Linked DNA regions of Homo sapiens: region 1 is linked to region 2. The links are chromatin contacts, found by Hi-C or POLR2A ChIA-PET in ENCODE. All regions are on one chromosome and are shown on one strand. The core of a region is the stretch at or near the end of the contact, and the rest is flanking DNA. Distances in the headings are between cores, read along the strand shown.

Region 1 (2,700 bases), core at 201-2,700, 91 kb after region 2:
TTCGACCCAGCAATCTCATTACTGGGTATATATCCAAAAGAACATCATCCTTCTAGGCTGGGCTTGGTGGCTTATGCCTGTAATCCCAGCACTTTGGGAGGCTGAGGCGGGTGGATCACAAGGTCAGGAGATCAAGACCATCCTGGCCAACATGGTGAAACCCCCGTTTCTACTAAAAATACAAAAAAAAATTAGATGGGTGTGGTGGCGTGCGTCTGCTACTTGGGAGGCTGAGGCAGGAGAATAGCTTGAACCTGGAAGGCAGAGATTGCAGGGAGCTGAGATCACACCACTGCACTCTAGCCTAGTGACAGAGTGAGACTGCATCTCAAAAAAAAAAAAAAAAGTCATCCTTCTACCAAAAAGACATATGCACTCACATGTTCATCACAGCACCATTCACAATAGCAAAGACATGGAATCAATCTAGGTGCCCATCAATGGTGGACTGAATAAAGAAAATATGGTATATATACACCATGGAATACAATGCAGCCACAAAAAAAGAATTAAATCATGTCCTTAGCAGCAACATGGATGCAGCTGGAGGTCATTATCCTAAGTGAATTAATGTAGGAACAGAAAACCAAATACCACATATTCTTACTTATAAGTGGGAGCTAAATCTTGGGGACACATGGACATAAAGATGGGAATGATAGACACTTGGGATGACTAGAGGACGGAGAGAAGGAGAGGGATAAGGGTTGAAAAAGTAACTACTGGGTACTATGTTCACTACCTGGGTGACCTGGGTCAATTGTACCCCAAAACTCAGCATTACACAATATACTCATGTAACAATCCTGCACATGTGCTCGTTGAGTCTAATAAGTTGTGTTGGGTGGTGGCTCATGCCTGTAATCCCAGCACTTTGGGAGGCAGAGGTGGGAGGACTGTTTGAGCCCAGGAGTTAGAGACCAGCCTGGGTAACATAGTGAGACCTCCTCTCTGCAAGGAAAAAAATAAGATTAGCTGGATGCGGTGGTGAGCACCTGTGGTCCTAGTTATTGAGGATCACTTGAGCCCAGGAGTTCCAGGCTGCAGTGAGCCGTGATCGTGCCTCTGCACTCCAGCCCTGGGTGACAGAGCAGCATCCTGTCTCAAAACCAAAAAACAAACAAACAAAAAAACCCAATTGAAATTATAAAATATGTTCAACATCATTAGTCATCAGGGAAAATGGAAATCAAAACCACAAGAGAGTATTTCACACCCAGCAGGATGGCTACAACACACTGATAATCACAAGCGTTGAGGAAGATGTGGAGAAACTGGAGCCCCTATACATTGCTGGTGGGAATGTAAAATGGTGCAGTAGCTTTGGAAAGGAGCTTCGCAGTTCCTCAAAAGGTACCATAGCACTCAGCAATTCCATTCCCAGTTATATACCCAAGAGAAATGAAGATATTTGTCCACACAAAAACATGTATGCAAATGTTTGTGGCAGCATTATTCATCATAGCCAAAAATGGAAACAACTGTTCATCAACTGATGAATAGATAAAGTGTGGTATAGTCATACAGTGCAAGATTACTTGGCAACAAAAAGTAAGAGGTATTGATACACGCTACAGCATAGATGAACCATTAAAATATTATGCTAAGTGAAAGAAGCCAGTCACAAAAAACTACATATTGTATGAGTTTATGGAAATAAAATGTAAAGAATAAGCTAATCTTCAGAGACAGAAAGTAGACTGGTGGTTGCCAGGAGCTGGGGTGAAAGGAGAAGTGGGAAGTGACTGCTAATGGGTATGGGGTTTCTTTTAATGGTAATAAAAATATTCTAAAATTGATCATGGTGATAGTAGTACAGCTCTGTGAATATACTAAAAGCCATTGAATTATACACTTTAAATTGGTGAACTGTACGGTATGTGAATTAAATCTCAATACAGCTAAAATAAATAATGAATCTCTACTTATCTTCATTTGTAAATTTCACCAAACTACTAACTTTTAATTGTAGAAGTTTAAACACAAAGAATGTAGAGATATTTACAGCATGTATAACAGAGAATGGGAAATATACTTTAATAAGGAACTCTTCCAAATCAAATAAACAAATATAAAGAAATAAGAAAAAGATGTACAGCACGGTAAAAAACTAGGCAAACGACACAATATGCAAGAGAAGTACAGATGAACAGAAAATTCAGAAAAGCATGGGATGGTGAAAAGGGGAGACATTGATTAAAGGGTACAAATATTCAGTTATCAGACCTAATGTTCAGCATTGTGACTACAGTTAATAATAATGTATTGTTAGCCAGGCCCAGTGGTGCACACCTGTAGTCCCAGCTACTCGGGAGTCTGAGGCAGGAGGATTGCTTCAACCCAGGAGTTTAAGCCCAGCCTGGGCAATATAGTGAGACTCCATCTATAAAATAATGGTAATAATAATGCATAGTATACTTGAAATTTGATAAGAGAGTAAATCTCAATTGTTCTCAGCATACAAAAAAAGTAACTATGTGAGGTGATAGATATGTAAATTAACTTGATTGTACTAATCATTTCACAATGTGTCCGTATATTGAAACATCACTTTGTACACCCTAAATATATAAATATATATAATTTTTATTTATCAATCATACCTCAGTAAAGCTGGGAAAAAACAAACTTCTAGAGATTGGTTGGTTGTATAACAACGTGAATATACTTTAGCACTATTGAACTATATACACTTAATGA
Region 2 (2,700 bases), core at 122-2,621:
GTTAGAGTTAAGAATACTGAGACTCATTAAAGGAAATATGATTCAGTACATTATTTTTAGTTTTTACAAGCACAAAAGCCCTCTCCTGTATTAGGAAAACACAGAAAGTAGAAAGGAGGCAGTGTAGGGAGAAGGAGAGAAGAACCATACCGTTTGTATCATCCAAAGACAACCACCGGGGGAATTTTGTTCTGTTAAATTTTCTCTAGCTCTTCCCTTCTCATATAAAGCATAATAATTTGAGCATATTGCATGCAAAATTTTGTATCCTGCTTTTTCTATCGGATTCTTTTTTTAAAGCTATGCCGAGGGGGCTATCAATTAGCTTTTTAACAAAGCTATCTTTAAAAGGATACTCAAGTCTACCCCATATTCCATGTGCTCCTTTGAATAATAAGAGGAAAACTAATGAGTCCGCATTACATGTGCCTTTTATTTCTGATTTTTCAGATATGGCAGTTTGGCCAGAGGCTAAAGGAAACCCCTGCAAGGATGAGACCAGGGCTTTTCTATGGGAAACAAGAGACCACGTGATCATTTGTGCATGCTTGAGTTGCAGGACATCAAACATCATGAAATTAAAACGAAAATACAATAGCTAGATGCTACTGTCTTAACCCTTATGGTGTTTTCCTTTTTTAAAAATTTAACCAAACCTTCTATCGAATTAAGAATACAAACAGGCAATTCTGAGAGAGCCTTACTGATAGAAAATATGAGACACATCTGTGATTTCTGAATGACATGAGTAAGGATATCTCAGTTCTCGCCAAGGCATTTCTCATGGGGGCCAAACGTCAACTTGGAAACCAATAGTTGTCACACTTACAAAGCTATGCCATCTCCATAAGCTAGACTGAGACCAACCCCTCTGAGACAAGACAATTGACCCATAGATCAGTTGGCTGTAGCTGGGGTGACATGCTGGCAAAAGTAAAAAAATTCCACAATCAATTCAAGTGTTTGCCTGAGGCCAGGGACGGGAGCAGGCAAGGAAGCAGAGAGAGGTTTTGGGGGTGGTGGAAGTGTTCTAAAAGCAAATCATGGATGATGGTAGCACAAATGTATAAATTTACTAAAACTCAAACTGTCCACTTAAGATGAGTAAATTTTATGGTATGTGAATTGTACATCAATAAAGCTGTTTAAAAAAAATCACTACCAATTTCTAGAAAAAGTCATCATTCCTTCTGCAAGAGGAAGTGCCAAGAAATCAGGACTTGGAAAAGCTGAATCAGTAAGCAACCAGCTGAGAGTTGCTTTCGTGATTTGATCCTGTCTCCCAGCGAGGCTTCATAAGATGTAACACCTGCCCTCACTGCACTTTCTGAGTCATTTCTTCATGCCCGATTTGGGTTCTTCCTTTCTTTTTCCCCTAACAATGCCATCCTGTTTATGCTCCCCCACATCGTGGTCAAAAGCAGATGTATAATTGACTTGTCTGAAAGAGGCATGTGGGCCAGATGTAAATAGCCTGCTATGCAAAATAATTATTTAAGATGAAAACTAAAGATACACGTCTGCTTATTATATGGTTACAAGGTACCTATTACAGAGCAGTTGACTAATCTTTTTTAAAAAGTAAATATATTTATGTCATTGGCCTTTAAAAAATATGGCTGCTTTAAAGTAAATCAAAGCAGGCCCGGCACGGTGGCTCACGCCTGTAATCCCAGCACTTTGGGAGGCTGAGGCGGGCGGATCATGAGGTCAGGAGATCGAGACCATCCTGGCTAACATGGTGAAACCCCCGCCTCTACTAAAAATACAAAAAATTAGCCAGGCGTGGTGGTGGGTGCCTGTAGTCCCAGCTACTCGGGAGGCTGAGGCAGGAGAATGGCGTGAATCCGGGAGGTGGGGGTTGCAGTGAGCCGAGATCGTGCCACTGCACTCCAGCCTGGGCGACAGAGCGAGACTCCATCTCAAAAATAAAATAAAATAAAAATAAATAAATTAAGAAATCAAAGTAATGCTAATATTTGCTTCTCAGTTGTCAACATTGTTTGCTAACCCAGTGATGAATGCATGTGTGATACACTGCTTGACTAAGACAACTGACGTGAACGGATGAAAAAAAAGTGTAGAACAACTCAACAGAGCCTCACTCCTCAGCAAGGGGATGGAAGAACCAGGGCCAGATGTTCTAACTGGCCTTTTGGGCAAGTCCTAAACTCAGTGAACCTCACACTGTATCTGTAGAGTAAAGGAAGTAATTCCTCCCCATTTTAACAGGCAAGCATTGTAAGGTTCAATTGAAATCAAAGCTTCATCCAATCTAACAATCAGGAGACTACTTGGACATGTAGACTGACTTTCCACCATCTCTGTAGATGGCTGGATTTCTGCTTTAAAACACAGAGAAAACGACGAAGTGCTTTACAAAAGGCAAAGTGCTTGAGAAACCACAGATTATTATAATGAATACTTAGTTTTAACTCACTTGAAAAAAAGAAACTTAATTTTCAGAATCTCTGGAAAGTGATATGATAATTTTCTTTCCGTGTTTTCTAAGACTCCATCAATCAATATAATTATTAAGTATATATTATATGCTCAGCGCTGGCAGGATGCTATGTGTTGTCCAAGATCCAAAGACAACCTAAGACTGAGCTCTGCTTTTAAAAATTTTAACAATTTAATTGAAGATAACATGAGTATACATAAAGCGGATTGGAGACAATTTTTCATGTAAGAAATAAC

The links. Hi-C counts contacts between places; a loop is a spot of excess contacts on that map. ChIA-PET counts read pairs that join two places held with the same protein, here RNA polymerase II (POLR2A). Pooled maps may share reads with other maps.
Region 1: a pooled map shows a loop between it and region 2 (5-fold over the local background). The contact joins two enhancer-like sites. A Hi-C loop is called at or near these places in 1 of 168 maps with a recorded cell type or tissue (PC-3) and 8 of 50 pooled maps. POLR2A ChIA-PET finds 5 or more read pairs at or near these places in 9 of 52 experiments (CD4-positive, alpha-beta T cell, H1, T-cell and 5 more).

What each region holds. Positions count from the first base shown.
Region 1 is chr6:24,973,266-24,975,965 of GRCh38, forward strand. It overlaps a transcript of RIPOR2 not described here. Among named protein-coding and RNA genes, the nearest start is that of RIPOR2, 39 kb to the left of the region's middle. Within about 2 kb of position 1,451, at least 4 of the 41 ENCODE cell types and tissues checked have a DNase peak (open chromatin) inside an H3K27ac peak, as active enhancers do.
Region 2 is chr6:24,882,485-24,885,184 of GRCh38, forward strand. The region is part of intron 1 of RIPOR2 (RHO family interacting cell polarization regulator 2); the gene reads right to left. Among named protein-coding and RNA genes, the nearest start is that of RIPOR2, 52 kb to the right of the region's middle. Within about 2 kb of position 1,372, at least 6 of the 41 ENCODE cell types and tissues checked have a DNase peak (open chromatin) inside an H3K27ac peak, as active enhancers do.